Linked DNA regions of Homo sapiens: region 1 is linked to region 2. A link is a contact called in ENCODE Hi-C or POLR2A ChIA-PET data. All regions are on one chromosome and are shown on one strand. Each heading gives the region's core, a stretch centred on a gene start or an enhancer-like site at or near the end of the contact. The rest is flanking DNA. Distances are from core to core; before and after follow the strand shown. Region 1 has its middle 84 kb from the start of SIRPA. Region 2 holds the start of FAM110A (family with sequence similarity 110 member A).

Region 1 (3,862 bases), core at 475-2,974, 980 kb after region 2:
ATTTGGAAGTGGTGAATGGAGAGGGAGGTAGGATCAGGACATCCCTCCATCAATCCCAGGTGACGAGGCCCAGAAGACATGGCCTGGCCCAGTTCCTGTTATATCAGAACCTTAGTCCATGTCTCACCATCTACAATCATATCCTAAGTGATCTCACTCACCATCTGGGGTGACTCCGGGCCAGGCGTCTCCCCTGCACTCCAGCCTCATGCCCAGCTACTAACTCCACAGCTCCGTCCGTGTTACACAGGCATGTCAAATCTCACCTGTCCAAAATGGAACTCCTGATTGTGCCTCCAAAACCCACCCCTTCTGCAGGATTTTCATATCAGGAAATGCCAACTCTATAATTCGAGCTGCTTAGGTCAAATACCTTGGAGTCAGCCCTGGCTGTCCTGAGTCATATTCCAACATTCTTGCAGTCCACAAATTCTATTGGCTCTTCCTTCTAAACGTATCCGTGCCCTCCATGATCACCCTAGTCTGACCCACTATCGTCTGTCACCTGGGGTGACACAACAGCCTCCTCTTGCCTCTGGCCTGCCTTCTACAACTTGTTCTGAACTCAGCAGCCAGAGATGTCCTGTTAAAACCTAGGCTGGAGCTTGTAGTCCTCTTGCTCAAAACCCACCCATCACTGCCCTTCTCACTCAGAGGAAAAACAAAGGCCTCCTAAGTCACACAGTCTGACCTCCTCAGTTTCCCCTACAGACCTGCCTCCCTGACCTCACCTCCCAGAGCTCTCCCCAGCCCTTCCTCTATTCCAGCCACTCAAGGTGATCACCACTCCTGGAAGGAGAACTCCCACCCATGGGCCTTTGCATCTGCTGTGCCCTCTGCCTGGGGTGCCCCTCCAGCACGGCTCCCTATCTCACTTGTGTGGGTCTGCAGAGATGCCTTCCCTGGGTACCTCATTAAAAATTACCACCCACTCCAGCAGTCCCTCCCCCGTCTCCTTCCCTGCTTTAACTTTCTCTGTAGCATTTAACACCATCTATTGACACGCGGTAGATTTTACTTACTGTTTCGTGTCATCTCCCACACTGGGATGTTAGCTACGTCTAGGGAAGGACCTTCTTCCATCAGGTGTATCCCCCTTGCCTAGAACACAGCGTCTGATGCATAGTAGGTGCTCAGCAAATCCTTGTCAAATGAACAAAGAAGCACACATAAGAGGACTTCCTGGAGGCACCCCTACCCAGTTCTCACGCCCCCAGCAGCCACCCTCTGGGTGTTCCAGGCCCTAGGCTAGTCCCCTCACTTCTTTGATCCTATTCAGGGGAAATCGGCCTCAGGCCCTGTCCGAAAACAGGAGAACTAAGGAGAAGCTAGTCATGGAGGAATTAGTCCAAATAGGTGGGGATTTCTTTTTAATTAGAACTATTTTTTTTTTTCCCTTCACACAAAAGGACTTGTGTCCCAGTAGCTGGCTCTCCTGTCAAAGCTTGTCCCGGGCTGAGAGCTGGAGCTCTGTGTTCCCACCAAGGATCTACTGTCAGAATCACTGGAGAGCAGCGTGGGCTTTACAGAAGGAAGGTTCTGGGGCAGCAGGGGCACGTGGCCTCCCTGGGACAGGCACACACCTGGAAACCCCACAAATGGGAAGGACTCCATGTGGGTGACAGGTGAGGCTGGTAACAAGCGTGTAGGGTCACTGTACTGTTCTCTCCACTTCCTGTAGTTTGAGAATTTTCTTTAGAGAGAGAAAAAAAAAAAAGAGTGTTTTTCCCCTGAAGTTCTCTTTTCCCGACACATGCCCAGAGGATTTCCTGTAGCCCTCCCTCCCCACCATACCCCACCCACAACTTCTCTTTTCTCCTCCCCTCTGATTCGAGGAGAGAGCCATTCTGCTCTGCTTACTAGCTGCCTGTCTGCATCTGGGGACACTTACAAACCTTTGATGCCTGTTTACTCCCCTACTCGCCAAGATTTGGGTCCAGATGGCCTGGTGAGGTGGTGCTGGGCACTGATGGTTGCTAAATGCTCCCTGGGTGATCCTGGCACTTTCTAGAGTTGAGCAACTACCTTGTTACCCCAGACCCAGCCCTGACTCTGCCACACTCAGGGATCTCCTGTTAATAGGGTCCAGCCTCCTTAGAAGACAGTTTAACAACATATTTTGTTACCTGAGCCCATCTTTGGGGTCCACCATAGCTGCCTAAGTGACTTGAGGAGATATTTCTTCCAAACCCAGACAAAGAGCCTCATTCACCACCAGCACTCCTGGTGGATGACATCCTCCCTGTTACCTTATGCGACACGGGTTCCCTGTGACCATTTGGAAAGTGCAGAGAAGCACACAGGAGCTGGCCACAGCCCACTTCAAGCCCAGGAATTTGTGAACAGAAAGGAGCCATTGTCTCCAGTCACTTGAAGGGAACAGCTCAAAAACACATTCAAAGGGCCCTGATGATAATGAATATGCTAATATGATTTCCACTGGGCGCCTGTGCTACCTCCAAAAAACCCTTTCTGACCTTCCTCATGGATTCAAAGCTTTCATTGAAGTCGACAGGGGATTTTGGTTAAAATAACATGAAAGTTTTCATTTAAATGGACAAAGCTGGGAGTTGTGAATTAAGCATGAGTTTCACATTGGTCCTGACACCCCTGACCTTGATGGGGAAATGCATAGATTGTGACTGGACCTTCTGGACCTTCTAGCTATTGCCTTTGGGTGGGCAGAGCTAGCAAGCATTAAGGGTCCCTTTTGCATGACAAGTGAACTCTGGAGACCTAGGTTTAAATCCCAGCTCTGACACTTACTAGCTGGGTGACCTTGAGAAAGGCAAATCATTTCTCTGATTGAGCCTCAATTTCCCCATCTGTAAAATGGTTTGGATAATACTTCCCTTGCAGCATTGCTTCCAAGAGTGAATAAGAAGTCTGTATGTGGGAGGGGTTGGGGAAGTGGAAAACATCTTGGAGCTCCCCACCGTCTCACCCAGTCAGAGACCCAGCAAGGGTGTGAACACCTCCAGCCTCCCATATCCCAGACCTTCTTTCCTTCATTCAGCGTATATTTATAAAGCATTTCCTGGGTGCCAGGTACTGTTTTGGGGCTGGGGATTCAGCTGTGAACAGAACAGATGAACTCTGCCCTCAGTGGAGCTGCCATTGTAGTGGGAAGGACAGACATTAAACACATGAATAGATAAATAATAAGTAAGTGGGCTGGGCGTGGTGGCTCACGCCTGTAATCCTGACACTTCGGGAGGCCGAGGGGTGGGGGGGGGGGTGTTGGATCACCTGAGGTCAGGAGTTCGAGACCAGCCTAACCAACATGGTGAAACCCCATCTCTACTAAAAATACAAGGGCGTGGTGGCACATGCCTGTAATCCCAGCTACTCGGGAGGCTGAGGCATGATAATCACTTGAACCTGGGAGGCGGAGGTTGCAGTGAGCCGAGATCATGCCACTGCACTCCAGCCTGGGCAACAGAGCAAGACTTCGTCTCAAAAATAATAATAATAATATGTAAGTGGTAATAAGTTCTTTGGAGAAGAAAAACAAAGTCCTTAATGAAAAGAGCAGAGCTTTAGAATTAGACAGAGCTGAATTCAAATCTCAGCTTGCTCTTTGCTGGCTGTGTAATGCCTGGGAAAGAGATTTTATCTCCCTAACACTCTTCTGCACATTTTTTAATGAGACCCACTGATGAATCACCCACCCATTGAACAAATATTTATAGAACTCTGGGCCAGGCACGGTGGCTCATGCCTGTAATCCCAGCACTTCAGGAGGCCGATGCAGGCGGGTCACTGAGGTCAGGAGTTGGATACCAGCCCGGCCAATATGATGAAATCACATCTCTACTAAAAATACCCCCCCAAAAAAGAAAAAAAAATAGCTGGACATGGT
Region 2 (4,365 bases), core at 1,391-3,890:
ACTGAAACCCTGTCTCTACTAAAAATACAAAAAATTAGCGGGTATGGTGGCGGGCACCTGTAATCCCAGCTACTCAGGAGGCTAAGACAGGAAAATCACTTGAACTTGGGAGGCAGAGGTTGCAGGGAGCTGAGATCGTGCCATTGCATTCCAGCCTGGGCGATAAGAGTGAAACTCTGTCTCAAAAAAAAAAAAAAAAAAAAAAAAAGAAGTCTCCCTAGGCTGAAGCTACCTGCTCAATCTTCTCTTGTGTCTTATAGGATCACAGGATCCCCCTTGCCTTACCTCACTGTTACTCCCAAACAGTTCTCACATGTTTACAAGGGAATGTAACAGAGTGGATCAGAGAATTCATTCTGGATCCAGACCGACCTTAGTTTTCTCATCTATATAATGGGAATAATAGCAGGATCTCTCGCCTTAGATAGTCATGAAGTCCAATGAGATGATGTGTATAAAGCCCTAACACAATGTAGCAGAGGGCACAGGGCCAGGATTGATATTTAGCTGGTCCTCACGGATACAGCAGACTCCCTGTTTATGACAGTGGTTGGCTCTGATTTGGTTGGTGTCCATGCCAGAGTGTACAATCATTATTAGCTATTGATATATTATTAGCTCCCTCCCCTGCCCACCCAGGGGTTTACGCAGTAAGTTCTCAATTATTGGCAATCCAAACAAAGAATAAAAGACACCAGCTGGAATGAAACAGAGAAGCTGGTTCCAAATTGAGCAATTCAGACTGACTGCTATAAAATTTCCTCACCTTAAAGGCCCTTAGAGTTAATTCATTCTAATCCCCCTAAAAATATACTTTTTTGACATGTTCAAGTATTGGAAATTTGGAAAATTCACAAAAACACAAAGAAGAAATTAACTGCTGTGATTATAGATGATTATACACATATACATATGTATTTAATACATATTTATGCTGTACATAGTGTTTTGAAGCATACTGTACTTCAAAAAAATTTGGGAGGGGTGCATTGGCTTATGCCTGTAATCCTAGAAATTCAGGAGGCCAAAGCAGGAGGATCACTTGAGGCCAGGAGTTCTAGACTGGCCTGGGGCAACATAGCGAGACCCGTAGCTTGACATGGTGATGCGGGCCTGTAGTCTTAGTTACTCTGGAGGCTGAGGTGTGAGGATTGCTTCAACCTAGGTTACAGTGAGCTATGATTGCACCACTGCACTCCACCCTGGGCAACAGAGCTAGACCCTGTCTCTAAAAAACATAAATAAACCAATGTTTAATACTTAGCATTTCCCCCTATCTTTAAATATCTTCTAGCTACTTCACTTTTATTTTTATCTTTTTGAGATGATCTCTTGCCCAGGTTGGGGTGCAGTGGCATGATCTCAGCTTACTGCATCCCCCACATCCCAGGTTCAATCTATTCTCCTGCCTCAGCCTCCTGAGTAGCTGGGATTACAGGCATGTGGCACCACGCCTGGCTAATTTTTGTATTTTTAGTAGAGACGAGGTTTCACCACGTTGGCCAGGCTGGTCTTGAACTCCTGACTTCAGGTGATCTGGTCGCCTCAGCCTCCCAAAGTGCTGGGATTACAGGTGTGAGCCACTGCTCCTGGTAGCTACTTCACTTTTAATGGCTGCATAATATTCCTCATCAGAAAGTGGGAAAAATTAGGCTAGGTGGCGTGGCTCATGCCTGTAATCCTAGTACTTTGGGAGGCTGAGTTGGTAGAATTGCTAGAGCTCAGGAGTTTAAGATCAGTCTGGGCAACATGGCAAAACCCCATCCCTACAAAAAATACAGAAAATACCGGGTGTGGTGGTGCACACCTGTAGTCCCAGCTACTTGGGAGGCTGAGGTGGGAAGATTGCTTGACCCCAGGAGATTGAGGCTGCTGTGAGCTGAGATCCTGCCACTGCACTCCAGCCTGGGCGACAGAGTGAGACTCCATCTCAAAAAAAAAAAAAAAAAAAGAAAAGAAAAAGATAAAGAAATAAATAAAGTGTTAATAATTAAAAGTACTTTTAGAGGGTTATGTCATAAGCCTTGACAAGACTTGTTCTGTAAAGCTACCCGGCATGCAAAAAGCTCAATTAAGTTAGCTCCTCCACAGGATGGAATTATATAACCAATCCCTTTCAAGAGGCATTGAAGTTGTTTCCATTATTTTGCTATGATGAATAAGGCTGAGCAATATTAATCTTTGCTCATATCTTTGGTCATTTCCTTTGTAAATTTCGGGACTGCTGGGTATGCACATTTTAAAATTAACTCACTCATCATCATGCAGTTAGGAGAACAGAGAAAGGAAGGGGCTTGCACCGGGTCACATAGGGAGTTAGCGTCAAAGTCAGGACTAGGAACCAGCCAGGGCCCTCTAACTGGAGCTCTTCCAGCTGGGGTCCTAGAGGAAGTCCCAGCTGGCCGCGGGAGGGAGGAGGAGGAAGGGAAAGAACCAGGCGCCGGGGCTGAAGCGGCGGCAGGAAGAAGGTGGGGCCGGCTGGGAGGAGCGGGCGGAGCTGCTGAGCAGCGCCTCTCCTTCGGGCGGGGGAAGCTAAGCGGTCGCCTGGCAACCCTGGCGGCGCGCCGTTCGAACGGAAGCGAGGAACCAATCAGGAAGTCCGGGGCGAACCATTCTGGTGTGAAGGGGGGCGGCGTGCTCACTTCCCCTTCCACGGCGCCCCAGGGACTTTCCCTGCGGTGGGGGCCTTCGACAGTGAGGGCCACCCGCTCAGCTCGACCGCGGAGGGCAGCTCCAAAGGGGACCCCAAAGGTGCCCACGCGGGGCTGGGGCCTCCTGGGCGTCGTTGGGAGCGGCCACTACCGGCCCGGGTCCGAGCTGTCAGCCTCTCCAAAGCCTGCGCGAGAGGAGCCGGGACACGCCTAGCGCGGGCTCCAGGTGAGGGCGCGGGTGGGTCCGGGTGCGACCCCGGGTCTGGGGGCCCCGTTCCCCGAGCGTCTGCTGTCTGCTTTCTCCCCGCGTCGTACCTGCGTGTCATTTCACAGATGAGGACTCTGAGGCTCAGAGAGGCAAGTGTCCCGGCCCGGCGAGCTCTGGCGGAGAATCCAGTTCAAGTCTTTCTGCCCCACCTCGCAGCCCCCTAGTCTAGTCACATCTGGACTTGCCTTGAGAGGCCCAGACGGGCAACTGGTAGTCATTTTCCCAGCGTTTTATCGGCAGGGACCTGTAGACCCCTGGCTGGATCACATATCCCCGCGCCCCACACTGTCCTCGGGATACCCCCTTTGGGCGTCTGTCTTTCCTTCTCCGCAGTCCGGGGTTGGACTCGGCTCATTTGGCGCCTTTCTGTCTACGGGGACAGAGGACCACTCTTTGGGGATCGGACGGGACTGACATTTCTGGGCTGGATGCAGGGGCAGCAGATTCTCCAGCCCCCAGAGCCGCTGCTGGCCTCTTGGGAATCATCCCCAGTTTGGGGAAGGGAATAGAGCCAGTCCCTAAACCAAAGCCACTAGTCACCAGAGACTTTGGAATTGGGAGTGGGGCCGGAATCCCCCCAGGTGGAGCAGCTGACCTAGGCCAGACCCTGCTGTGTCTCCTGGGGACACCCCCTGCCCCCTAGGTTGCTATTGTCAGTCTCCTTTTGTAGGTGGGGAAACGGAGGTTCTAAGAAGTTAAGCCCCTTTTCGAAGTCACAGTCAGACAATGCAGTGGTTAGCTCCTAGTCCCTCTGGCTTCAATCTTAGAATCCTTGACACACAGAATCATGCATTTTGAGAGTCTTCAATCTCTTCATAAGGGAGTTACATATCCTCTCTCCTCTGGAGCCTGCCCCTGGCTTTGGGGGACAGGATCTCCGAGGACTCAGAAAGAAAACAAGGCTTTCTTTTATTCTTTCAACAAATATTATTTATTGACTTCATAAGCCCTGCTCTGGTTCTTGCATGTTTTGGTTTTTTTACTTATTAGCAAATGTATCATCTTCTCCCACTGTGATGCAAGGCAGGGGCTGAGGCAATTGAGCCAGTGCAAAATTTAGGGATGCCCAAAACCTCAGTAATCAAGACTGAAACTAACGTTCATGGACCATTTGTGTGTTCTGCAGGCAGGAGGTTAACTCACACAGCCTTCATGAAGTGCAGTCCTCCCATCTCTCTCTCTCTCTCTCTCTCTCTCTCTCTCTCTCTATATATATATATACACACACACATATATACACACACACATATATGTATATATATGTATGTGTGTATATATGTATATATGTGTATATATATGCATATTTATAAATCATGAAACCACTGCCCTGTCCCTGAGTTGCTCTGTGACATTGAGTAAGTTTCTTCAGTCTCTGGGCTGAGCTAAGAAGTCATGATGGTGCACTCAGGCCTGGGCAGAGGGCAGTCTAGGATAGGAAGTGGGCTT

What was found. Hi-C counts contacts between places; a loop is a spot of excess contacts on that map. ChIA-PET counts read pairs that join two places held with the same protein, here RNA polymerase II (POLR2A). Pooled maps may share reads with other maps.
Region 1: a map of ascending aorta shows a loop between it and region 2 (4-fold over the local background). The contact joins the enhancer-like site here to the promoter of FAM110A in region 2. A Hi-C loop is called at or near these places in 1 of 168 maps with a recorded cell type or tissue (ascending aorta) and 2 of 50 pooled maps. POLR2A ChIA-PET finds 5 or more read pairs at or near these places in 2 of 52 experiments (PC-9 and activated T-cell).

The regions. Positions count from the first base shown.
Region 1 is chr20:1,809,532-1,813,393 of GRCh38, forward strand. No RefSeq gene overlaps it. Among named protein-coding and RNA genes, the nearest start is that of SIRPA, 84 kb to the right of the region's middle. Within about 2 kb of position 1,725, at least 17 of the 41 ENCODE cell types and tissues checked have a DNase peak (open chromatin) inside an H3K27ac peak, as active enhancers do; they include ascending aorta, where a contact is called at or near this core.
Region 2 is chr20:831,075-835,439 of GRCh38, forward strand. It overlaps FAM110A (family with sequence similarity 110 member A), which reads left to right and starts at 2,641. Exons shown (of 2, transcript NM_001042353.3): 1 at 2,641-2,877. RefSeq lists a silencer at 2,892-3,041.